5 separate regions of the Homo sapiens genome follow, and all the other regions are linked to region 1. The links are chromatin contacts, found by Hi-C or POLR2A ChIA-PET in ENCODE. All regions are on one chromosome and are shown on one strand. Each heading gives the region's core, a stretch centred on a gene start or an enhancer-like site at or near the end of the contact. The rest is flanking DNA. Distances are from core to core; before and after follow the strand shown. Region 1 holds the start of CUL1 (cullin 1). Region 2 has its middle 29 kb from the start of EZH2. Region 3 has its middle 55 kb from the start of C7orf33. Region 4 overlaps EZH2 (enhancer of zeste 2 polycomb repressive complex 2 subunit). Region 5 overlaps LOC124901766 (a long non-coding RNA gene).

The links. Hi-C counts contacts between places; a loop is a spot of excess contacts on that map. ChIA-PET counts read pairs that join two places held with the same protein, here RNA polymerase II (POLR2A). Pooled maps may share reads with other maps.
Region 2: a loop to region 1 is called in a pooled map, with 8 times the contacts of the local background. The contact joins the enhancer-like site here to the promoter of CUL1 in region 1. A Hi-C loop is called at or near these places in 1 of 37 single-sample maps with no recorded cell type and 9 of 50 pooled maps. POLR2A ChIA-PET finds 5 or more read pairs at or near these places in 14 of 52 experiments (A549, BJ, CD4-positive, alpha-beta T cell and 9 more).
Region 3: a pooled map shows a loop between it and region 1 (7-fold over the local background). The contact joins the enhancer-like site here to the promoter of CUL1 in region 1. A Hi-C loop is called at or near these places in 3 of 168 maps with a recorded cell type or tissue (CD8-positive, alpha-beta T cell, ascending aorta and naive thymus-derived CD4-positive, alpha-beta T cell) and 10 of 50 pooled maps. POLR2A ChIA-PET finds 5 or more read pairs at or near these places in 1 of 52 experiments (activated CD4-positive, alpha-beta T cell).
Region 4: POLR2A ChIA-PET joins it to region 1 with 10 read pairs in Panc1. The contact joins the enhancer-like site here to the promoter of CUL1 in region 1. A Hi-C loop is called at or near these places in 2 of 37 single-sample maps with no recorded cell type and 1 of 50 pooled maps. POLR2A ChIA-PET finds 5 or more read pairs at or near these places in 7 of 52 experiments (AG04450, BJ, IMR-90 and 4 more).
Region 5: a loop to region 1 is called in a map of SK-MEL-5, with 4 times the contacts of the local background. The contact joins the enhancer-like site here to the promoter of CUL1 in region 1. A Hi-C loop is called at or near these places in 25 of 168 maps with a recorded cell type or tissue (B cell, CD4-positive, alpha-beta T cell, CD4-positive, alpha-beta memory T cell and 19 more), 22 of 37 single-sample maps with no recorded cell type and 25 of 50 pooled maps. POLR2A ChIA-PET finds 5 or more read pairs at or near these places in 16 of 52 experiments (B cell, CD4-positive, alpha-beta T cell, CD4-positive, alpha-beta memory T cell and 11 more).

What each region holds. Positions count from the first base shown.
Region 1 is chr7:148,696,632-148,701,789 of GRCh38, forward strand. It overlaps CUL1 (cullin 1), which reads left to right and starts at 2,272. Exons shown (of 22, transcript NM_003592.3): 1 at 2,272-2,398. RefSeq lists silencers at 1,127-1,186, 1,847-2,876, 3,177-3,276 and enhancers at 1,457-1,506, 2,574-3,299.
Region 2 is chr7:148,910,992-148,916,149 of GRCh38, forward strand. No RefSeq gene overlaps it. Among named protein-coding and RNA genes, the nearest start is that of EZH2, 29 kb to the left of the region's middle. Within about 2 kb of position 2,205, at least 4 of the 41 ENCODE cell types and tissues checked have a DNase peak (open chromatin) inside an H3K27ac peak, as active enhancers do; they include CD4-positive, alpha-beta T cell and CD8-positive, alpha-beta T cell, where a contact is called at or near this core.
Region 3 is chr7:148,533,113-148,538,270 of GRCh38, forward strand. No RefSeq gene overlaps it. Among named protein-coding and RNA genes, the nearest start is that of C7orf33, 55 kb to the right of the region's middle. Within about 2 kb of position 2,224, at least 2 of the 41 ENCODE cell types and tissues checked have a DNase peak (open chromatin) inside an H3K27ac peak, as active enhancers do.
Region 4 is chr7:148,836,287-148,841,444 of GRCh38, forward strand. All of the region lies in intron 3 of EZH2 (enhancer of zeste 2 polycomb repressive complex 2 subunit), which reads right to left. Among named protein-coding and RNA genes, the nearest start is that of EZH2, 45 kb to the right of the region's middle. Within about 2 kb of position 2,730, at least 3 of the 41 ENCODE cell types and tissues checked have a DNase peak (open chromatin) inside an H3K27ac peak, as active enhancers do.
Region 5 is chr7:148,562,426-148,567,583 of GRCh38, forward strand. The region is part of intron 2 of LOC124901766 (a long non-coding RNA gene); the gene reads right to left. Among named protein-coding and RNA genes, the nearest start is that of C7orf33, 26 kb to the right of the region's middle. RefSeq lists enhancers at 1,969-2,108, 4,894-5,158. Within about 2 kb of position 2,311, at least 3 of the 41 ENCODE cell types and tissues checked have a DNase peak (open chromatin) inside an H3K27ac peak, as active enhancers do; they include PC-9 and mammary epithelial cell, where a contact is called at or near this core.

The DNA of each region.
Region 1 (5,158 bases), core at 1,022-3,521:
GTTATATTTTATTTCATTGCTTTTGGCCTAATGTTGTAGCCTGTTGAGACTGTTTTGAACTTTGATTCTGACATCTATCAAATTAATTATCCCTCCAAACTTTGGGTCATCCGAGAGAGACATCAATTTTGCTGAGTTGGGGGGTAAAGATGGAGGAAGGATGTTTTAAAGTAGAAAGAGAGCAGCAGGTGGCCTTGACTTGTGAGGTAGGCGGCAAGGTTATCTGCGCAAAGTAAATGCAATCTGGATGTTAAGTGGACGTAAAAGTCGATGGAATAAATTTGCTGCTAAGAATGATCGTGTAGGCAGGTGGAGAGTAAAGAATAGAAAGGAGTTAAGAACCAGGAATGGAGGCAGTGAGAAGAGAGAGGGTGGTGTGGGTGGACCAAATACTGCTATTAAGGAAAAAGAGAGGGTGGAGGAAACAAACAATACAGGGAAGGTTGACCCACTCAGCCCTTCTATTCAGCTGGAGGAAGTCACAGAAAAGGAGGCTATATTGAATGGTAAGATTGGAGAAGACTGGTTAGGGAATAGGAAGATAAGCTGTTGTCTAAAAAACGCAGTCTCCAGTAAAAGGAAGAAATTGGGACATTTTTTTAAAACCCCACATAGGTACACTGGAAAACATGGGCCACAGGGATAAACCTTCCATTTTTACTTCCAACCTTACCATGTGCTCACAAAAAAAGGTGTTAAATACATGTAAGTTTTGACGAGGTTATTTAAAAGTGTAGGATATAAACCAAGAATTTTTCACACCCCAAAACCCCGCACAAATTAAGGGATTACATATCTGAGTGACAAGTACATACAAACGCATTACTTCTAGAGATACTTAGATGTAGATAAAAGACCACATTTCAATAGAAGGATCACACAGACCAGTGGGATGTTTCTTCTGAGATAACCCACTTTATGCAGGAAACAGTGTGGACTCTGGGGACGGCCTCTGCTCTGGCTGAGGATTTCTGTCCCAGAGCGGTACAGGAATCTGCGTAGTGTTTTAGTTTGGAGAAAACAGGAAGTTACACTCATCACATCTTTTGCCCAGATGATAGAATTCGAAATCCCCCCGGGGTTGTTCATGGAATGAGCCGCTCTGTTATGTTGTGAGCCGTGGTATTAATCAGCCACCCCTCACTAGGTGTTGGGGTTCCACCACGCTTCCTCCACCCCCCGTCACCACAGCAGCGGGTAGTATTTAGGTTGAATATTCCAAATAGTCAATTATGACAGTTAATTTCAAATGAGATGACTTCGAAGTACACGTGAAAACAATACTATTTTATATCACGACTCATGCCATCCGTATGTGTAATCAAAGCCTTCTAAGTCTTGATATGTCCTTACAAAGACGAAGGATAGAGTGAATGTCAAAATTTGCCAAACAGGAGTTACTGAAAGTCTGAAGGGGAAAGCCTAGTTAGGTTTTATCTTAGAAGTGATTTTTAAAACGAAACACGCAGATAAGCTCGAGCTTTCTGGAGCCGATTCCTAAGGCCTTGCAGGTGGTAAGGGGGTCGAGAATTGGCTGAGGTTCCTCGGAAGTCCGCGCCGATTCGGAGGGCCACCTCTGACTTTCTGATCTGGGGTGCAACCCCCAGTCCCTGTCCCGGTCGACAAAGGTGTGGAGTCAGGTTCCAGGCAAGCTGGGGGTGGGGGTGCGCACAAGGGAGGGGCAGGGGACTGGGACCCCCTCTTCTTCGGGGTGCTTCGGGCCGTTTCTCCAGAGGCTGGTGGTGTCCCCGACCCAAGCAGCTCAGCCCCGCTCGCGAGGTCCGAAGTGGCGGGAACGGGTCCTCCGCGGCGGTCCCAAGGCGAGGGAGGCTGTAAAACCTGGCAGAGAATCCGGCGCGCCGGGTCGGGGATGTCTCGGGTGCCGGGGGCAGGGGCCGCAGGCTCGCAGGTAGAAGCTTCCCCACGCGAGCGGGGGCCTCGGCCGCGGAAGGGGCGCCCCCGGGGCCGCCGGCAGCGGCGAGCGGGCGGGAGGGAGCTTTCCGGGCCCCTCCCGCGCCTCGGGCTGGCGGGGCGATGGCGACGACGGTTTCCCGGCTCCCCCGCCCCGGACGCCGATGGCGGTGCGTTCCGGCCCTCCCCCAACAGCTTCTCCCCCGCGGTCGCCGGAGCCGGTGAGGCCGAGAGGGCGGGGAGCCGCGCAGGGAAGGCGAGAGGGCGGAGGTTGCGTGGTGCAGGCGGCGGCGGCGGGAGGAGGAGGGCCGGGCGGGCAGGGGAGGAGGAGGAGGCGGGCGCCGTGTCGCACGCAGCTCCAGGCGGGGCAGCCCCGGTAGCTGAGGGACGCAGCTAGACCTTGGCGGGACGGGGCTTTCGCCGGGGCCCAGGCCCAGGGACCAGGCGGAGGCGTCGCGGGAGCCTTTGGGGCACCACAGAGATGCGGGTGAGTGTCGGCAGCCGCCGGGGCCGAGAGGAGGTGGCGGCGGCGGCGGCGGCGCAGGCCCGGCCCCGAGCCGCGGTGTCGCAGTGACTCGGGCCGCGACGGCCGAAACCAGGCGCCTGGCGAGGCCTGAGCCGCCGAAACGCGGCCGGGCAGAATGGCGGCCGGGCCGGGGGACTCGTGGGCGGAGGACGCCGAAGGTGGCAGAGGAGCGAGCGGGGCCGGGCCCTGAGTCACCCCGGACGGGCCGGGGCGGCCAGGCCTGGACTACGCACTGGGAAAAAGCACGATTCATCGCGCCTGGAGGCGGCGGCCTGGTGGCGCCGGCCCCTTTCCCCGCCGCGACCGGGCTGGGTTCTCGGAGGGTGGGCCGACGTGTGGCCCGGGGCGGCTCGGGCGTCCGCGCCTCGCCTGGTGAGGCGACCTCCGCGGGACGCCGGGACCCGTGCCCTTGCCCCCTCGCGCCCACGCTTCTTCCCGGCGCTGCTTTCCGGCCGACGCGTGTTCCCCTGTGAGCTCTGGGCTCAAGCGCAGGAGCAGCCGCGGAGCCGGGCTCTCTCGCTTTCCGGTTCCCTGCCCGCGGCTCTCGGGTTCCCCGCCTGCATTGTTGCGAACGTGCAGGGCGCTATTATTGGGTAACAGTCGCCCTTTTGCCCCGTTCTCCTGGGAGAGCGGGCCGGGGCATGCGCGCAGGGATGCTAGCCCGGCGGCCGAACCGGACAGAGCCCCCCGGCGCCCGCCTATCGCTCGCTAGTCGGGCCGGGCCCTGCGCTGCGGCCTCGGCGCGCCCCCGGTCCCAACGGGAGCGCGCGCCCTGACCCTGAGGGTAGCCGTGCGCCCGCCAGGCCGCTGGGACTTGGGGTCCCCAGACTCGGGGGTCGTCGCTTTTTTTTCCCTTAAGATCTGAAAGACCCCCGTTTCTGCCACCCGTGCAGTATTGTGTAGCGCAGACATAAGATAAGAAAGAGAGGAATGCTTGTAGACATTCCTTGAAATGAATCCCCAAAGTTAGGGTTTTCTCCCTGGCTGGCTTTGCCAAAAAGAGGATTCTCTTTTCCGATTGGGTCACTCTTGGTTGCTTCTGGTTCGTAGTAGGGGTTAGTGGTAAGTGCGCAAATACTGAATTGCAGTCTACTTAAATATTTGTTTGCTCTGTGTAATTGCTCTTTCCTGTAGTAGCATTAAAATCGTCAAAAGTTCTGAGTGGAGTAAACGATCACACTTTTTGGAATGCACTTAACGAAGCGGCAGAAGAGGAACTAGATTCCTTTTTTACTTCAAGCCATGAGCTTCTAGGACCTAAGCATAGCTTAACGCCTCGCAGAAGTGTGTGCAGTTTTAAGTTTAACACTTCATTTCATGGTGCACCCGAAAATGTACCCGATTTTCTGAAATCCTGGAGAGTGTATTACGTAGTAAAATATGTAATGATGTTTAAAATGTAAAACCAGTCATTCTGTTTGAAAAAGATATTTGGAGATGAGATTTTTCTTTGTTTAAAGAAGGTTTGTTTTTGGATATTGAAAAATGTTTTACTTGAAGGTTCTATTTGTTGTTTTCCATGGTGAGTCGAAATAGTTGCGTTACATTTCAAATTCCAAAGCATGCAAACACAAGACTGGCTCGCTTTAACTCTATTAATGCCCATTTTTGGAGGTTTCAGGAGAGTGTTCCTTAAGCTTGAGAGGGATGGCTGAATTGCTTTCTAAATATGTTAAACTTTTTTTCTCATTGGCTTCATCTTTTAAAAACGATTTTGTCAAAAAACAAACCAAATTTAGATATGCTAGGGTTTTTCACCAATTTATAAAAGCCTCCCTCCCTGAGAGCCACATGCTCAGGTCCTTATAGCCAGCCCCACCCCCCACTCCTAATGTGTGTACCACATCAGAAGACAGACACGCATGCCTGAGCTGATTCTGCATGGTTTCCTTAGATATTACAGTTCATTAGACTCTTGCCACTTACTGAATATTATCTTCTAGCTGTAATTAACTACATGACAGCCTTATTTCCCATACATTTCCGATTGTGAATTCCTCCAGCGCAGGAGATATTCCTTATTTGTTTTTGCGTCCCCAGAGTAACAGAACTTGGTTGTGGTGGTGCCTCAGTTGCTTTTTTTTAATGAATGAGTTTTCTGGAATAATTCTAACTTAAACTTAACGTTTGAAAACATGCGCTGATTTTTGGCTACAGAAAACACAGTCGTTGTGCTTAAGCCGGTTAAGAATTCAAGCTTTATTATACACTTCTCGAGTAAAATTGATCGTCTCTCTCATCCCTCCTTTTCTATTCCCCCTTCCCTCTTCACTTCCCTTCTCCCTGAAACACCCCAGTATCTAGTACAGGGCCCTAACAGAAAAATGCCCAGGTTTTCTATACCTATGGAAGTCTGGGAAAGTGCCAAGAAAACAGGTTGTGAAACTTTAACTTTTTTCCCCCTTAAAACTAGTTTTAAGGTGTGGATGTTTTTACTTTTTGTGTTTGGTGTTTTTTTGGAAACACGATCAGGTTTTTCCCCCCAGGTTGAGTATCCAGCCTTGCCTTTGCAATGAAGCAGTTTGGTAGTTAAGGCTCCTCCTTGTAGATGAGGCAAGCCCCATGGTTCTGCTGGAGTGGGATAGGAAGTTGCTGTAGGAGGAACCATCCCTTGGTCTCTGAGGGCCATTCATCAGAATGTCATTCCCAGTATACCCAGTGGTGTCTGTCTTTCAGCATGGAAAATTAAAATGAATGTACTTTAAATTGAGGAGTTGTTAC
Region 2 (5,158 bases), core at 955-3,454, 210 kb after region 1:
TCCTGAGCTGTGATTCAGGGGTGATGAAGATTCTGGGGGGAAAACTGGTTTGAAGAAGCCCTCCTTGTCATATAGAACCCTTGGGGGCTGCAGTAGCTCTTCTGGGTCCCAGTATATCAGTAACTGTCCTGAGGAATCATGTTTTCTACAACCTAATCTTGTTAATCAATATGAACAGAGGGGCCGGTCATGGTGGCTCAGGCTTGTAATCCCAGCACTTTGGGAGGCAGAGGCGGGTGAGGAGTTTAAGACCAGCCTGGCCAACATGGTGAAATCCCATCTCTGCTAAAAATACAAAAATTAGCAGGGCATGGTGGCATGCACCTATAGTCCCAGCTACTCAGGAGGCTGAGGCAGGAGAGTCGCTTGAGCTTGGGAGGCGGAGCTTGCAGTGAGCCTAGATCGTGCCACTGCACTCCAGCCTGGGTGACAGAGTGAGACTCCATCTCAAAAAAAAAAAAAAAAAAAAAAAAAAAAAAAGAACAGAGGGAAGCAATGGCTCCGAATATCTCAAATAACTTTCTAAATCCACTAATATTTTGGCTTAACAGTGAATTACATGATTTCTAGTAGGTTCACATTCACTTATCCTATTAAACATTGTTGAGCTGGATTGTATGTTCCAATCATGGCTCAGCACTTTCTCCCAACTCACATGCTTTTCTGCATTCACCTTGCTACACCTCCTTAATGGGTTTGACTAATAGAAGGTAGCAGAACAGATGCCACACCCATTCCCAGCCAGGGCCTTACTGGCACAGCAGTCTCTACTTCCTGCCTCTTTGGAGTGACACTGCCATGCTTTGATAATTCCACACCACAGAGAGGCCATGAGCTGGTCCACACCCTAGCTGAGCCCCCAGCCAGTGACGGCATCAACTGCAGCCATGTGAGTGCATCATCTTGGATGCAGCCCTGTTGAGCCTTCAGGTGATGCCAGCTCCAGCCACTCTCTGCAGTACCCTGAGTGAGAAGGACTCCAGTGAGCCCAGTCAACCCAACAGAGACATGAGAGGTGTATTTGTTTGCTGGAGCTGCTATAACAAGGTATCACGCTGTGTGGCTTAAAACAGCACGATTTCATTGTGTTACAGTTCTAAAGGCTAACAGTCTAAAATCAAGGTGTTGGCAGGACCATGCTCTTTCTGAGGGCTCTAGGGGAGGACCCTTTTTTCGTCTGTTGCAGCTTCTGGTAGCCCCGGGCATTCCCTAGTTTGTGGCAGCATCACTCCAATCTCTGCCTCAATCTTCATGTGGCCGTCTTCTCCCTGTGTCCAAATTTCCCTCTTCTTATAATGACATCAGTCATACTGGATTAGCACCCCCACCCCCCAATGACTTCATCTTAATTTGATTACATCACAAAGACCCTATTTCCAAATAAGGTCCCCTTCACAGATACAGTAGTGGAGGTCAGGGCCTCAACATGTCGTTTTGGGGGATACAATTCAATCTATAATGAGAGATCATGGTATAATGAATTGTTGTCTCTCCATTTTGGAGAAGTTCATGATGTAACAGAAGAAGCCAGTACACTGGCTGACATTCCTCCAGTGCATACCTGGTCATGCCAGGGACACAAGCTGGATGTCTAAGGGTGCTTAAATCATAGCTGCCAGTCTATGATTTAAAAGTGCAGGTTACTGAAACATATTGCTCAGAAGTTTGCGTGACTTGGTTTTCATATAGAGTTGTGTGTTGTTTTTTTTTTATAAGGTGTTCTGTTCATTAATCTCTGTGTAATTTTTTTTTTAATTCAAGATCTTTACTCTAAACCTGTTCTCTATAAAGAGCAATGGCCGGGAGTCAGAGGATGTGTGTCTGTCCCTGACTAACTGCATGATCTCAGGCAAATCCAAGTCTCTCTCGGGATTAGCTTCGTTCATTCAGCACCTTTTTACTAGAATCCTGAAATACGTTTGAGGTGAAACGGGATTTAGGGGTTCATACAGCCCAGCCCCTAACTTTACAGATCAGGAAGCTGAGCCCTGGGGAAGTTAAGGGGCCTGCCTGGTCCTCAACCGGTTGTATTCTGATAGTATTCACCTGTAAAATGTGTTTGGAACACAGTTTCTCAAAGGTTCTTTCCAATTGTTAAACTGAATTTGATTCTTAAACTGTGGATCTGTATTTTACCCATTTCAAATTAAAAGAAAGATACTACATTCGATTCAGCTGAATGCATTTCTGAGGCTCAGAAATTATGACTGCAAAATCATGTCACCACAATTTCCTTTACTTTGATGCTTATGAATTAGGAAGCCAGTGAATAGAAAGTTTCATCAAACCATCAAAAGCTAAAATGATTTATTTCTGTACTTTCAGTGTTCATGACTTTGAAGGTTCTGTTTTTACTAATCTTAGCAATGTCTTCATACTTTTAAAAGCCCCCAAAATACCTGGTTATGGCAAAGTTGAGTCACAGGGCTCATGTGCAATAAAGCTCAGCCCTGGAAAGTGTACCCATGCCTGGTTTAATAGCAAAAGGTAATATGAGACTAACATACCAAAAAAGGGTGAGTGTTCACTCGTAAGTCATCTCCTGTGAAATAGGAAGAAATCTTAAATGTCGTTTGGATATGTGTTGGGGTTGTTTCTTTGAAACATACATCTGATTCGTTCTCCAATTATGCCTGGTCCCAGAGTCTAAGGCTTTAACAATCTGCAGGAACATTTATGTGAATGAATTGCTTTTAGAAATGAAAGGCACATTGTATAAGATATAAGATAGTGACATAAGCATGTGCGGGGTAAAAAGACATTTTTATAGTGTATCATGGGAAGTCTTGGATAACTGGGATTAACATGCAGGGTTTAAGACCGTTATGTTCTGCCATGGTAGCAAAACCTGATAATACGAATTAAAATGAACAATCGTAAAATGCAAACATGTTTGCCACATAATCAGGGCGTAAGATCAATCATGTTGGCTCTGCTTGTTGAGTATCTGTGTCAGGAGCCCACATGGAAACAGAAAGGAATGATTCTTTGTTCCTGGGCAGAGGAATAGCTTCTGCCACTCTGTTCCCAAATCTTTGTTAAATTATTTGTTGATGGTTCATCTCCTCGTCTAGGCTGTGAGTGTCTGTGGGAGAGAAACTGTCTTAATTCTCTTCATTATCAGGGCCTGCCTGCACCTTGTGTACTAAAGGTGGCCAAGAGCCATATCTCCAGGCCCTGCCTGGCAGCAGAAGCAGTGGCGGGACTGCGATGGGAGAGGTGGCTGCAATCCTGGGGGGCTTGAGACAGACAGATTCTGCCCCCAGAAAGCTACCGGTAGTTAACAGGTGTGTTCTGTAGCCATACCTCTCCCCACCCAGCCCTGTCTTCGGTGCAATGCCGTTCATGCCTCGGTGCTGTCCAGGGAAGCTCTGGCCTCAGTGGCTGCAAGTCCTCAGCTTCCCGCAGCCTCCCCCGCAGCACCTGCTGCGGACTCAGACAAACCAAGAGCACTGAGTTTTCGGAGATTGAGAGCATGACTCACACATTCCAATTATGACACAGAGGGAAGTATTCTCAAGAAAGAGAGCTAGGGAAGTAAAGACTTTATTGGGCCCCTGTTTGGGCACACTACCATGTGGCCCCCTCTGGTGCCACCTGCCAAGGGCCTTTCCCCGCTGATGGGAGGGTCTGCCCCTGGCCTTGCCCAGGCATTTCTGCACCTCCTCCACTGAGGCCAGCATTCCAGCTGGGCCCACAGCCACCCTTCACCCCTCTCCCAGTTCCTAGAACAGGAACACGCTGTTGTGGTTCCCTGCAGCAAGTCAGGTGCCAGGTGCATGGGCCCCACTGCTCCGGGTCTGGACAGGAAGGCAAGGACCAGCTGGACAGTTACTTTTTAAGGTGAAGGTGGAATTTGTTGGGTGACATCCCCCCAGTAGTTCCTGCCAATGCCTGAGCTGACTGCACTGTGGCTACCTTATAACTCAGACTAGAAGCTCCTTTGTGAATCGTCTTTTCCCCTCCTCCCTGATCATTTTTATTTAATACCCGTGAACAAATGGGAGCCTAGTTCTGCTTTTCTTTTTTTTTTTTTTCTTTTTTTTTTTGAGATGGAGTCTGGAGTGCAGTGGTGCAACCTTGGCTCATTACAACCTCCGCGTCCCGGGTTCAAGCAATTCTCCTGCCTCAGCCTCCCAAATGGCAGGGACTACAGGTGCCTGTCACCATGCCCCACTAATTTTTGTATTTTTAGTAGAGATGGGATTTCACCATGTTGGCCAGGCTGGTCTTGAACTCCTGACCTCAGGTGATCCACCCACCTCAGCCTCCCAAAGTGCTGGAATTACAGATGTGAGCCACCATGCCCAGCCTGCCACTGCTTTATATTAAGGGCATCTAGTAGGGGCCCAGTCAATATCAGTGAAACCAACGAAGCGATTCCTAACATTTGCATCACACTTTCCACTTTACAAAGCAGCTTCCTGGAATCGTCTCTGAAGAGTTAGGACCTGCCCTTCACTCAGGTACCTGGCAGTTCAAAGTTCCTGGTGAGCCCCACTCTTCGGAGAAGGAGGAGGAAATGTGAGGGGTGTTGCCTCGGGCTCCACTGCAGAAATAAAAAGACTGAGAAGAACGCTCTGGGGCTCTCAGTGACCTTTGACGGAGAGGTTCAACTATCAGGTGCCTCTGTGGGTTAGGCGCTCTCCATACCAAAAATCACACTTATCCTCGCACAGCCATAGGAAGAGGGCATTATCCCCACTCCACAGAGGGGAAAATGACAGTCTGAAGATATTAAATAGCTTTCCCAGCCTTGCTCAATGACTCACGCCTGTAATCCCAGCACTTTGGGAGGCTGAGGCGGGAGGATCATTTAAGGTCAGGAGTTCAAGACCTGCCTGGGCAACATAGTGAGACACCTCCCCCCACCATCTCCACCAAAAAAAATTTTTTTTTAATTAAAAACCAGGCCAGGTGCAGTGGCTCACGCTTATAATCCCAGTACTTTGGGAGGCTAAGGTGGGTGGGTCACCTGAGGTCAGGAGTTTGAGACCAGTCTGGCCATCATGATGAAATCCCATCTCTACTAAAAATACAAAAATTAGCGGGGCGTGGTGGCACACACCTGTAGTCCCAGCTACTTGGGAAGCTGAGGGAGGAGAATCACTTGAACCAGCGAGTTGGAGATTGCAGTGAGCCGAGATCATGCCACTAC
Region 3 (5,158 bases), core at 974-3,473, 160 kb before region 1:
AGGGCAATCAGGCAGGAGAAAGAAATAAAGGGTATTCAATTAGGAAAAGAGGAAGTCAAATTGTCCCTGTTTGCAGATGACATGATTGTATATTTAGAAAACCCCACTGTCTCAGCCCAAAATCTCCTTAAGCTGATAAGCAACTTCAGCAAAGTCTCAGGATACAAAATCATTGTGCAAAAATCATAAGCATTCTTATACACCAATAACAAACAGAGAGCCAAATCATGAGTGAATTCCCATTTACAATTGCTTCAAAGAGAATAAAATACCTAGGAATCCAACTTACAAGGGATGTGAAGGACCTCTTCAAGGAGAACTACAAACCACTGCTCAATGAAATAAAAGAGGATACAAACAAATGGAAAAACATTCCATGCTCATGGATAGGAAGAATCAATATCGTGAAAATGGCCATACTGCCCGAGGTAATTTATAGATTCAATGCCATCCCCATCAAGCTACCAATGACTTTCTACACAGAATTGGGAAAAAACTACTTTAAAGTTCATATGGAACCAAAAAAGAGCCCGCATTGCCAAGTCAATCCTAAGCCAAAAGAACAAAGCTGGAGGCATCACGCTACCTGACTTCAAACTATACTACAAGGCTACAGTAACCAAAACAGCATGGTACTGGTACCAAAACAGAGATATAGACCAATGGAACAGAACAGAGCCCTCAAAAATAATACCACACATCTACAACCATCTGATCTTTGACAAACTTGACAGAAACATGAAATGGGGAAAGGATTCCCTATTCAACAAATAGTGCTGGGAAAACTGGCTAGCCACATGTAGAAAGCTGAAACTGGATCCCTTCCTTACACCTTATACAAAAATTAATTCAAGATGGATTAAAGACTTAAATGTTAGACCTAAAACCATAAAAACCCTAGAAGAAAACCTAGGCATTACCATTCAGGACATAGGCATGGGCAAGGACTTCATGTCTAAAACACCAAAAGCAATGGCAACAAAAGCCAAAATTGACAAATGGGATCTAATTAAACTAAAGAGCTTCTGCACAGCAAAAGAAACCACCATCAGAGTGAACAAGCAACCTACAGAATGGGAGAAAATTTTTGCAATCTACTCATCTGACAAAGGGCTAATATCCAGAATCTACAAAGAACTCAAACAAATTTACAAGAAAAAAACAAACAACCCCATCAACAAGTGGGCGAAGGATATGAACAGACACTTCTCAAAAGAAGACATTTATGCAGTCAACAGACACATGAAAAAATGCTCATCATCACTGGCCATCAGAGAAATGCAAATCAAAACCACAATGAGATACCATCTCACACCAGTTAGAACGGTGATCATTAAAAAGTCAGGAAACAACAGGTTCTGGAGAGGATGTGGAGAAATAGGAAAACTTTTACACTGTTGGTGGCACTGCAAACTAGTTCAACCATTGTGGAAGACAGTGTGGCGATTCCTCAGGGATCTAGAACTAGAAATACCATTTGACCCAGCCATCCCATTACTGGGTATATACCCAAAGGATTATAAATCATGCTGCTGTAAAGACACATGCACACGTATGTTTATTGCGGCACTATTCACAATAGCAAAGACTTGGAACCAACCCAAATGTCCAACAATGATAGACTGGATTAAGAAAATGTGGCACATATACACCATGGAATACTATGCAGCCATAAAAAATGATGAGTTCATGTCCTTTGTAGGGACATGGATGAAGCTGGAAACCATCATTCTCAGAGAACTATCACAAGGACAAAAAACCAAACACTGCATGTTCTCACTCATAGGTGGGAAATGAACAATGAGAACACTTGGACACAGGAAGGGGAACATCACACAATGGGGCCTGGGGGGGAGGGGGGAGGGATAGCATTAGGAGATATACCTGATGTAAATGACGAGTTAATGGGTGCAGCACACCAACATGGCACATGTATACATATGTAACAAACCTGCACATTGTGCACAGGTACCCTAGAACTTAAAAGTATAATAAAAAATATATTTTAAAAGAATTTCTTCCAGTACTGAGGGGATAACCGTCTAGTGTTTACACTGATTTTAAATATCTTTCAGTCTGACACACATCCAGAGGCAATTTTTAATTGCTGCTTCTGACAAACTATAGCCACTTTGACTTCCCAAAAGTCTCTGACAAATAGCCTGGAAACTCCCACTCAAAAACGATCGTTCTTGTTTGTGAACCTTTCCGACAGACCAGGCTGGCCAACTGTGTCATAATGTATTGCTGTAATTAAGCATTTTGACGGGAAACAGACTTGTTTATGTTCCTAGCCAATGTGCCCTGCTAGGTTTCACACCCGGAGCTGAAGACAGAAACTGAACAGGGAAGCCGGAGCGCAACAGAGGAGCCTGTCAGATATAGAAACTGTACATTTCTGCCAGAGCCTGGGGGGCAGTGTTGTTCTTGCCCATACTCGCTCTGTGACATCAACTGTATGGACTCAGATGGAACCGACTCTGACATTTGCTGTTTTAAAAGGCAGGCATGTTGGAAGTTCTTCCTCTGTGTTTCCAGTCCTAGTTAACAGCATAGCCATCCATCTGGTCAACCACGCTGGAAAATGCAGGGACAACCTTGATCTCTGCCTCTCCTTCCGCCTTGCATATTCAGTCCATCACATGGGCTTTCAATTCCATCTCAGAAAAGTGTTGAGACAAAATCCGTCCCTTTCCACCCCCATAATCACTATCGATACTTTATGCCCTCATTTTTCTTGGACTAGTTTTCTTGACTTTAGTTAGATCCTTTTACCTAGCTTGAGTCTAACTCTCTTTAACTCAGCTTTTAAGCTGCTGCCTGGGTTATTTTTCTAAATCACAGATTATCCAGTGATCCCACTTAAAAAAAAAAAAAAAAAACTTGACCCTAATCACCTGTAATCACCGGCAACATTATTTTCCAAAATGAGATCTAGGGAACTCTAGCACTACAGGATTTTTACAGGTATTATTGGAAGCAAGGATTTTGTTTGGTAAACTATACTTAGGACTGCGAAGTTAAAAGATGGGTTTATTATTCTTTATTATATAATGTGCCAGCTGGGCACAGTGGCTCACACCAGTAATCCCAGCACTTTGGGAGGCCAAGACGGGCAGGAGTTCAAGACCAGTCTGGCTAACATGGCAAAACCCCGTTTCTATTAAAATACAAAAATTAGCCGGGGATGGTGGTGCACTCCTGTAATCCCAGCTACTCAGGAGGCTGAGGCAGGAGAATCACTTGAACCGGGAAGCGGAGGTTGCAATGAGCCGAGATCGCACCACTGCACTCCAGCCTGGGTGACAGAGTGAGACTCTGTCTCAAAATATAAAAAATAAAATAAAAATGTGCCAGAGCCTTTAAAGTGCTCTTGTATATCATGTAGCTCCAAGAGACAGGGTGGAGCACTTGGGGATTTCCAAACGTATCCGTTCTGGAACTCTTTTTAAAGAGTATATTGTAGGCCAGGTGTGGGGGCTCACCCCTGTAATCCCTGCACTTTGGGAGGCCGAGGCAGGTAGATCATCTGAGGTCAGGAGTTTGAGACCAGCCTGGCCAACATGATGAAACCCCGTCTCTACTAAAAATACAAAAAAATTAGCTGGGCGTAGTGGCACACGCCTATAGTCCCAGCTACTTGGGAGGCTGAGGCAGGAGAATCGCTTGAACCCAGGAGGTGGAGGTTGCAGTGAGTCGAGATCGTGCCACTGCACCCCAGCCTGGGCAATAAGAGCAAAACTCTGTCTCAATAAATAAATAAATAAATAGAGTATATTGTAAAAGTAGGGCTGTTATGTTCCTATGGAGCATACTTCAGAGGATGCTGATCTAAAGTATAGCATAAAGATCAAGATCTGGCCCTGAAACTCCCTTTCCAGCCATGATGGTATGAATTCGGATATGACACAACTAGTGGTTGGTTCCCATCCTCTGTCTGGCCCATTTTCAAACACGGTAGTGTGGACCCTTTCTCATCCATTCTCATCTTCTGGGTCAGGGGAAAATTAGCAAGTGACTGCCTCCTGGTGAAATTGAAATAGTGTCATCCCTCCACACAGAAGTGGCATGATCGTTGTGTTTGGGAAGGCTTAGAAAGTGGGAAACATGAGCTTGACAGACTGCTCTCTGAAGCGAGAGGGCTGCCACGGGGCAGGCTGCTGATGGTGACAGCACCAGCTCCCCGATTTGAACAAGACACCCTGGAGCCAACAAGGGCTTTTTTCTGTGGCCAGTCCAGAAAACTTGTCCCTAGCGCTCCCCTGAAGACCTTTCGGCTTCTACTGCAGGCCATGCGCTCCCAGCCTGCCAAGGAAGAGGCCCAGCCTGCACTCAACAGTCGCCCCCACCCCATGGCACCGGACCACTCTCTCCCGTGCCATGCTGTCCTCTTGGCAAGGCTGATCCCAAATGATCTTAGACTCTGTCTTTGATGATCTGCTTGTGAGAGCCTGAGTGAGAGCAGCTCATCAGGTCACACCCCAGTGAGCGAGAACAAGGCTGGGAAGAAGGGAGAGTGGAAGAACCCTGATTATGTCAGTCTCTTTCATAACCCTCCACGGCCCTCTATTATCTAACCAAGATGACTCTTGGTCTGACATCAGGATTCTCTGCGACAGCCCATCCTCCACAACCCATCCCTCTAATTACTGGGACAGCACAGTGATTAAGAGTGAACCATGGAGGTAGGACTCTTTGACTCAAACCCTACCTCTACATGACCTTAACTTCTCCGAGCCTTGGGCTCCATGTCTGTAAATAGAAGGCAATGGTAATAAATAGTGCCCTGCTTCCATGATTGTTTTCAGAATTGAGATCATGCATGTGAAGTGCTTAGCCCATAACAAGCATTCAATAAACCAGGGGTTTGTAAACTCTGGTCTGTGGACCAAATTCAGCCCACCACCTGTTTTTATAAGTAAAGTTTTATTGGAACACAGCCACACCTGTATGATCTATGGCTTCTTTCCTGCTATAGCAGCAGAGGTAAGTCATTGCAACAGAGACTGTGTTGTCCACAAAGCCTAAAATATTTATCATCTGGCCCTTTACCAAAAAAAAAATTGTCCAACCCCTGCAATAAATGCTAACTTGTTAGTGTATTCCATTCAAGCCATATTGCTCACCATTTCTTGAATGCACCCTGTCATTTCCTCCT
Region 4 (5,158 bases), core at 1,480-3,979, 140 kb after region 1:
CCTCACTGTATTTCTAGTATCTAGAAACCTATCCCATTCTTTACTATTAACCGTAACTAACAACCATATTCCTTTCATTTATGAAATATTCAAATGCAAAAGCATTTGTTGGTGAAAACAAACGTGGGATTCTTATTTATTGACTTACAGAAAAATTACTCAAAAATCCCAGTTACTTACCAGCAACTTATTTTTCTTTGAAAATGTATCATCCTTGACAGTTTACATAATTAAGTCTCATGTCACTCAGAGTAGTGAAAAGAATTTTTACCTCATGGGTCTCCACATTTCACCTGGTCAGAGCCATGTGTCCTGGACTCAGGAACTTACTAGGAGACCTTTATCAACAAATTAGATTCTCTAATTCCAGTTCCAACTTGAGGATCACACAAGGAAGTTAGAGATGATTCATCATCAATGGTTTAAAAAAAAAGGGGATGGGGGGGACTAGAATCATTACCAAGGATGCTACATTTTCAGAGAAACACAGCTTACTGGTAAGTAACCAGGTTCCTCTGAGGATGGATAGACTTACATCAACCAGCTGGTACAATAGGCGACTGTGTGGCTGGACCACTGGGAGCTGGAGAGGGAAGTCAAGCCAAAAATAGTAGTTGTAGGAGTACACAACCAAACTGAGACTCTTGGCAGAAGGCTGGTTCCAAGTAAAAACTGTGTTATGGAAAATCGTAGAGGGAAGAGCAGGTGAATGGCCTGCAGGGAAGGGAAAGAAATTAACACACCCTACTATGTGCCAAGCACTGTGCTAGAGACTTTACCAAAGTTAGCTTCTTTAAATTTCACAACTACCCTGTGAGGTAGGTATGACTCCCCATTTTACAGTGGACATCCCAAAGACAACAGCCATGGCCGTCCTGCCTCTGAATAATCTTTAACATGAGAAAGGCTAAGTCCAACTTCCATATAGTAGGGGAAAACATACAATCAATTAGCCAAGTAAAAAATATTCTCAGATACTGGTTGGTCCATTTATTTCATGCCAGAGACATAGTAAACTGTTGACATTGTCTAACATCCTGTAGCCTTTCCATGTGACAACAGCGAGGAAGGTGCAGGAAGGTCGGCACTCCAGGAAAGGAAGAGTCAGAAGAAAGCATCAGCTGTCACCAAGTCTAGAGAAAAGCTGGGGGTGATTTCTGAAACTACCCTATATTCTGCAGGACTTGAGGAAAGAAAAGATAACACGCCCAAGTTTTAAATTAGCTAGCCCTTCTGGTGAAAATGACCGTGTATATAATTTAAGTTCAGGCTACTTTTATGCAAAGTAAGTACTGAAGAAAAACTGCAATGAGATAAATAGCAAATTTGGATAAAGTAAAGAGAAGCTCAATAATGGAAGTGAATTCATAATCAGGTTGAGAAGGCAAAATAGGAGAAGGGAGATTGAAGACGACACTTGAAAAGAAATGAGTCGCTCCAACAGGAGAGAGGCAGAAACAAAAACGGAAGAAAAAACCCCATTAAGATATTGACACAGATGTATTTAATGAAAGCAACTAATCAAGTGTTGGAGTTAAGAAATGAAAAAGAGTAATTCATATCAGATTGTAAATTATTTCAGTTTGTGTTGTTCAGTATTTGTTACAGACCAATTCCACATTGGGTGAAGAACCTCTACCCTACAACACAAGGGTATTTGCTTCTCAGTTCACTTTTATCCTGTAATTAACGGTTTCTACATTCCAAGGGGCGGGGAATGATAACACAGCATTTAACATAGGACATTTGGAATACAGTATCGGGAAGTTTAGACTCCTTTTTTTTTTTTTTTTTTTTTTGAGACAGGGTCTAGCTCTTGTTGCCAAGGTTAGAGTGCAGTGGTGCAATCATGGCTCACTGCAGCCTCAAACTCCTGGGCTCAAATGATTATCTCACCTCAGCCTCCCGAGTAGCTGGGACTACAAGTACGTGTCACCACATCTGGCTAATTTTTTTATTTTTTATTGAGATGGGATCTCACTATGTTGCTCAGGCTGGGAGGAAATTTAGATCCTTAAAGCTCTTCCCCGCATCCTACCTTCAGAAGCCGGGCCCTGAATGAAAGGAATCACAAACATGCAAACCTACTTAATCCTAGGTTAAAATCCTGAAGGGCTGTTAAGGTAAATCATTCCCTCATCTGCAGCTTTGCGGAAAAACTCCAGTTTTGCTAAGTACTGGAGATCAGAAACAGAATAATCATCACAGGTAGTAAGCACTCAAAAAAGTACATGAAGCAGGTAACAAGAGTGATGTTCATCCACCACATGTAAATTCAAATTTCTAATTCAATAACAGTCCTGTGAGTAGAAAAAAGAACAATTTCTGTCATTGGGGGAAAAATCAACTAAAATGGAACAGAGAGTATTATATAAATCTATAGTTTATATAGGCTGTGGCAGTAAAATTGTTTTGAAGCCTTGCTTAAATCAGTGGATCTGGGTTTAATACTACAAAGTAGTAGAGGTTCAAGTGAGTGGGCAAGACCAGGCGCAGTGGCTCAGGCCTGTAATCCCAGCACTTTGGGAGGCCAAGGTGGGCGGATCACTTGAGGTCAGGAGTTCAAGACCAGCCTAGCCAACATGGTGAAACCCTGTCTTTACTAAAATACAAAAATTAGCCAGGTGTGGTGGTGCATGCCTGTAGTCCCAGCTGCTCTGGAGGCCAAGGCACAAGAATAGCTTGAACCCAGGAGGCAGAGGTTGAGGTGAGACAAGATGACGCCACTGCACTCCAGCATGGGTAATAGAGCAAAACTCTGTCAAATAAGGAAGGAAGGAAGGAAGGAAGGAAGGAAGGAAGGAAGGAAGGAAGGAAGGAAAGTGAGTGAGCAAGATGGCACAGGCTGTGGTTTCTGAAGGGAAACACTTCAGGTCTTGCTCGAGTGGTAGAACTGCCCAGGAAACCACCAACCAAGAAGGCTGATTCTGCTGATCTTCAAAAACAAGTTTACAACTGCCCCTCACTATTCATTAATTACTCAGTAAATAGTGTTGAAACAACCAGGAAACTAAAAAGAACAAAATTAAAAACCAAATCCCCTACCCATTCTTTACACCAAAGGAAATTCCTGATGGGTTAAATGATATTAGAATATAAAAATGAAAACAGAGAACTAAAGGAAAGATAGGTAGATAATTTATAATCTTGAAGTGAAGAAAGACTTTTGGAACCTTTAAGAAAGACAAAAATTAAAAGAAAAAACTGTATAACCAAGATATATCAGAAATAACATCAAAATGGGGGGGGGGCAATCTGCAAAACATATGACAAAAAAAACTATTTTTTTTTGTTTTTTGTTTTTTTGAGATTGAGTCTTGTGATCTCGGCTCACTGAAACCTCTGCCTCCTGGGTTCAAGGCATTCTCCTGCCTCAGCCTCCCAAGTAGCTGGGACTACAGGCGCACACCACCATGCCCAGCTAATTTTTTTGTATTTTTAGTAAAGATGGGCTTTCACCATGTTGGTCAGGGTGGTCTAGAATTCCTGATCTCAAAAGGTCTGCCCACCTTGGCCTCCCAAAGTGCTGGGATTACAGGCGTGAGCCACTGCACCCAGCCAAAACTAGTATTTGTAATATACAAAAAGTCCTTATGAATCATAAGAAAAGCCCAACCTAATTGCACAAGATCCAACACTGTAACAGCCAATTCACAAATATAAACAAACAGTAACTGACATTTAACTTCACTGAATAATTAAGACACGGTATAACCAATTCTAACAATGTTTTACCTATTGGACTGAAGATTAAGATTGATAATATTGTGTTGAGAATATAGGTAAACAGACATTCCATAAACAGCTGGTGGGGGTGTAATGTAAAACTTTTGAGGGTGCATTTGGTAATATCTGCTAAATTTTTAAACATGCATATCATCTTGATCTAATAATTCTATTTGTAGGAACTTCTACAGAATTACTCAAAAGATGCAAGGATGTATATAAAGTTCAGTACAGCACTGATTGCAAAAGTAAAAATTAAAAATCTAAATGTCCATCAAGAATGGGGCAATAAATTATGGTATATCCATAATGTCAAACACTACATATTTTTTAAAAGAATGAAAATTTGGACAGAGGTTGTAAAGTGATGGCCCAAAATGGAAAGGATGTATATCTGGCCAATAATTTTTAAAAATAAAATATTATTAACCTCCTAGTATATATAGAAAATGAAATCTGAAAGAATAAAAGCCAGAGCAGTTGGACTACAGGGACTTTTGCTTTCTGTTTTACCTATTTCTGTGTTATCTAAATTTTTACAATAATCATTTTACAATGATCTGTTCAGTGGAGAGAAAAAGATAAAACTTTTAAACTAGTTTCATTAGCCCAACAGGTAGTCACATTAGCTAGTATAAAACTGCCTTGTTGGGTAGCTTATGAAATCTGCCCAGCCTTTCCAAAATGTTACTCAAGTGATATTCTTTTATAAAATCTGCTAAGAGAAGGTAAGACAGAATCCTAAGGAGTAAATTTAAGTCAATCCCTATTATAAAGCTAAATTATGGCAAAAGTCCTCGGTCTAATGCAATTTTCTTGTTTCTTCAGAGAATAAAACAATTTCTAACATTCCAGATTAACCAAGCACTTTTGTTTGTTTGGATTTGTTGTTTTATTTTTAAATAGTTGTCAGAACTCGGTTTTGCATTTGGGGAAGATACATGATCTTTATAACAATAATTTATAAAACACAAACTATATATACAATATTCTAGGAGAAAAACTACAAATGAAAAGCAACTTCTGCTAGTTTTATTAGTTGCCTAAATTTGACTTTTTAAAATTCACCTTTTAAACTGAAGATATATAATCAAATTTAAAATATAAACATAATAAATGACATGTATTTAATATATGATGCTATATGAACTCAAATATCACAAATGACCTTTTTTTTTTAAGCTAACCCTTTGGAAAAGCATAAAATGCTTATATTAGTTTCTGCTCACAAGAAAAAAAAAATCCTTATATGATCATTTAAGAAATGTTACATCTATTTCAGCCTAAATAAAGCCAGAAAGAAAGCAAAGGCTGCATGGATTTACAAGTTATACAGGTGGGAATGACTGACAGTTAACCTAACAAGACTCAACTCTCCAAGTAAATACCAATAATAGTTAAAAGAGGCAAGGAGCTACAGAAAGCAACTCAG
Region 5 (5,158 bases), core at 1,061-3,560, 130 kb before region 1:
TTCTGGAGACTCAGCATGAACTTGCAGGAGAGTTAAAACTCTGGAGACTCAGTCTTGGGGTGGGGAGGACATTTTCATGAGTTTCACTTCCAGGAGTTTCTCTAGTGAAGATCAGGGAAAAGTCCCTCACACTTCAGTCAGGTGAGGGGAAAAAGTAACTATTTGAAATACAGTTGACCTTGAACAACACAGGTTTGAACTGCAAGGGTCCACTTATATACAGATTTTCTTCCTCCTTTACCACCCCTGAGACAGTAAGACCATCCCTTCTCTATTATCCCGTTCTCATACTGTTATAAAGAACTACCTGAGACTGGGTAATTTATGAAGAAGAGAGGTTTAATTGACTCACAGTTGCGCAGGCTGTACAGAAGCATGGCTGGAAGGCCTTAGGAAACTTAGTCATGGCGGAAGGTGAAGGGGAAGCAAGCACATCTCCCAAGAGTGAGGGGAGAAGTGACACACTTTAAAAACCACCAGATCTCAGGAGAAGTCACTCACTATCCTGAGAACAGCAAGGGGGAAATCTGCCCCCATGATCCAGTCACTTCCCACCAGGCCCCTCCTCCAACATCTGAGGATTACAGTTTGAGATGAGATTTGGGTGGGGACACAAACCATATCACCATTCTGTTCCCCCTCCTCGGTCTGCTAAACATGAAGACTTAGAGGATGAAGACTTTTATGATGATCCACTCCCAGTTTTCTTTCTATTATTATTATTTTTTTTTTGAGACAGGGTCTTTCTCTATTGCCCAGGCTGGAGTACAGTGGCACTGATCACAGCTCACTGCAGCCTTGACCTCCCAGCCTCAATCAATCCTCCTGCCTCAGCCTCCTGAGTAGCTGAGACTACAGGCACACACCATCACATACAGCTAATTTTTGTATTTTTTGCAGAGATAGGGTTTCACCATGTTGCCCAAGCTGGTCTTGAACTCCTGGGATCTAGCAATCTACCTGCCTTGGCCCCCCAAAGTGCTGGGATCACAGGTGTCAGCCACTGTACCCAGCAGTGATTTTCTTAATATTTTATCATCTCTATCTTACTTTATTGTAAGAATATAGCATATAATACATATAATGTACAAAATATTTGTTAATCAACTGTTTATGTTATCCTTCAGGCTTCCAGTCAACAGTAAGCTATTAGTAGTTAAGTTGTGGAGGAGTCAAAACTTATGCTTGAATTTTTGACTGTGCAGGGGGAAGGGGGGTGTCAGTGCCCCTAAGCAAGAATCAACTGTATGCCCAAGAGATTCTGTTCTCCTTAACAAAACCCTGCCCTCAAGGAAAACTACCTTACCAGAGCCCAGCCCCTTTGGGTTTTACCAGAGTCTAATCAACCTGAGGGAAGGGAAATACCCAACTCCAGCCCCATCTCACCTTCCTGTCTTGCCTGAAGGGGAGAGGGAGGGCAAAGGGGTGCTGAGAAGACAACCCGGGGGCACAGGCTCACTAAAAGGCCAAGGCCTAATCCTAAAGGGATAGAACACCTCCCCTCCCCGACACCTTCCCATCACATCAGCAGGAGATTACAGCTGAAAGAATTACAAGCCTCAGACCCTATTTAGGAAAAAGTCCCAGAGGAAACCCAAAGACAATAGGAGAGACAAAAATAAGAGTATCAGAGATTATTTTAACCTCTGACATGTCCAACTAGAAGCAAACAGCAAACAGCCACTTTCTAGCCAGAGTTTCATAAAACTGAAAGTCCCAGTTCCTACCTCAGTTCCTTGTACCTGATACATCATAACTGGGTATCATCAAAAAAATTACGAGGCATGTTAAAAAGCAAAAAACACAGTCAGAAAAGACAAATCAGTCTCCCCAAGCATTCGGGGAGCAGAGTTTTTAAGGACAACTTGGTGGGTGGGAGGAAGCCAGTGAGCCAGGAGTGCTGATTGGCCAGGGATGAAATCACAGGGAGTCGAAGCTCTCTTCTTGTGCTGAGTCAGTTTCCAGGTGGGGCCACAAGATCAGATGAGTCAGTTTACCAATCTTGGTGGTGCCAGCTGATCCATCAAGTGCCGGGTCTGCAGAATATCTCAAGCACTGATCTTAGGAGCAGCTTAGGGAGGGTCAGAATCTTGTAGTCTCCAGCTGCATGACTCCTAAACCATAATTTCTAATCTTGTGGCTAATGTTAGTTCTACAAAGGCAATCTAGTCCCCAGGCAAGAAGGAGATCTGCTTTGGGAAAGGGCTGTTATCATCTTTGTCTTAAACTACAAACTAAGTTTCTCCTAAAGTTAGTTCAGCCTTTGCCCAGGAACAAACAAGGACAGCTTGGAGGTTAGAAGCAAGAGGAAGTCGATTAAGTTAGATCTCTTTCACTGTCTGAGTCATAATTTTGCAAAGGCAGTTTCAGTTTTGGAGCTATTTATGAAATGCTGATGGTTGCCAACAATGGAACAATATTCTCTTCCTATGGACTTCATGATCTAAATTGTTAAGCTTTCTCAGAGGTGGATAACAGTACGGGAGAGGCCATAATGGCATTCAATTATATTTTTTAGAAAAAAATTAGCAGTCCAAAATTAACAGAAACAAATTTTGCTTTACCAATAATAAACAACATTTCCTTTACAGAAAACATTAAAGAAATACAAATGTCAAAATATGTTCAGGTACCTTCTAACAAATTTTCAACCGTTATTAATCACAGATTAATCATAGATTGTTATCACTCTGGTTTCCCCTGCAGTTTTAAAATAAACCTTTAACTCTTCCTCCTAATTACTGGTGCTTCATGGTTTGAAAACCTGAGCCTTGAAAATGTTCCTAGAAAGCTTTTTGAGATATAATTTTTAATTACATATTTTTTATCATAAATAGAATGGTTTTGTATACATCTAGAATGTATGTGAAGACATTAAGAAGACTTAAATCATCTGTTGTTATTGACTTTTGACAATCAGACATTCCTATTCAGTTAGGTGAGCTTAGTTCTTGACTACAACCTGGTCAGCTGCATTTTTCTGCAAGAAAGAGAAACTGGATTTCACTCCACAACGCTGTCTTTCTCCTGCAGCCTGGATTATGCTGGAAAAGTCACAATAGAGTCACGATGCATAACCATAGGCCTCATGCCTCCCTTTCTTATAAGAAGGCACCAAAGTTAACTTTTCAAAAGGTTAAAAATGTAATTTATGTATAAGGTAGAGAATGAATGCATGTCAAAAAATTTTTTTTCTACCCATTAATAAGAGAACTAGCAAGATGGCAAAACTGGCTCAAGGAACATTTGAGGAAATGGATATTTATAGGTATTTGAGAAAAGAATGTTAGTGACTACTATTTTTTTTTTTTTTTTTTTAGACAGAGCTCGCTTGCCACCCAGGTTAGAGTGCAGTGGCATGATCTCAGCTCAGTGCAACCTCCACCTTCCAGGTTCAAGTAATTCTCCTGCCTCAGCCTCCGAAGTAGTGGGGATTACAGGCATGTACCACCACATCCAGCTAATTTTTTGTATTTTTAGTAAAGACAGGGTTTCACCATGTTGGCCAGGCTGGTCTCAAACTCTTGACCTTAGGTGTTCCGCCCATCTTGACCTCCCAAAGTGCTGGGATTACAGGTGTAAGCCACTGCACCCAGGCAGTGACTACTATTTATAATGCAGTAACTTGGATGGGATCTTGGAACAGAGAAAGGACATTAGGAAATCTGAATAAAGTATGGGCTTTAGTTAATAATAATATATCAATGTTCGTCAGTTGTGACAAATGCACCATATTAACATAAGCTTAATAATAGGAAAAAGTGGGGATGAGGCAAGTAGCAACCCTCTGTACCATAAGAGTTAAAGAAAAAGGAAAGAAACATGAAACGTGCTTAACAGTCAAAGATAGGTTTATTTTTGTGGAAAAAAACCTGAGAGGGGCTTCTGGCCAATTTCAGTCAGGAGCACCCTCTCTTACAGACTAAGAGTATATATTGGTTTTAGGGTGAGGGGGTTTATCACAAGCTTGGAATATGTTCGTGTAGGGGAGAAGTTTATGGCAGGGTTGGAATGCCTCTGGGTGGAGGGGAGGTTATCTTTGGGGCTGACATCTTTCTGGCCAGTGGGAAGGTTGTCTCAGGGCTGGCACATCTCTGGTCAGGGAGGGATTTGGAATGTTTCTGGTCAGAGATGTCATTTGTGGTTTACAGTCATAGGCTGATCCCCTTTGGATTTAGGCAGTTTTTGATCAACGTGAACTTAAAATGACAGTGCTTGTCCAAGATGGCAATACTCCTGCTCTGTCATGTATTATCTTCACAAATTTTGTAAATCTAAAACTGTTTTAGATTTACAAAAAAAAAAAAAAAAAACTGCTTTAAAGTTTTAAAGATTTTATTTTTAAAAAAATGAAAAAAATGTTAGCATAAGAGCCCTAGGTTATACAAAACAAGTTAATATCCTGCAACGCACTAAAGCAGTAATTATAACCTTTTAGGTTATCTTTTCTACCAGACAGAATTGATTTGCATCACTGCCAGACAAATACCTCACGATAACATGTAACTTCACAGACCTCGGCCCTTTAATCATTAATAGATCGCGGGACAAACAAGAACATTGCCCTAAATATTTAAATAATCTTCAGATAGACCTATTCAACAATGCTCCAAAATGACATTGGAAGGACACGCCTTCCTCCTTGAGCCTTATTTCTAAGTTTTGAATATAAAATGAGCTTAAAAAAAATCTTCCAATAGTTTGCCTTCTGAATATATTTAGACATTCTAAAATAGCAGACAATTCAACTTTAACCTAACTTTTTCTACATAGTGAGATATTGCTGAAGCCTGGGGAGCAGGATTTTCAATAGGGGTGCCAGGTTTAGCAAATAAAAACAAAAGACGCTCTGGTAAATTCGGATTTCAGATAAAGAACAAATAATATAATGTAAATGTAATAAACAATAATTTTTAGTGTAAGTGGATCCCAAATATCACATGGCTTCATATTATTATTTCTTTGGGCTCGTCCAGTACTAATACTCTATGAAACATTTCCTTAGCAACAAATCACAAAGATAGCAGACACATTTTTTTCTACATGCACTTTGAATCCATTCATATTTTCAGCTTCTTATGTTCTCTACAAACACAAAACTATGTTTGAATACTGTACTCCATTTGCTTTGCTACATAAGCAATTTAAAATGTCACAG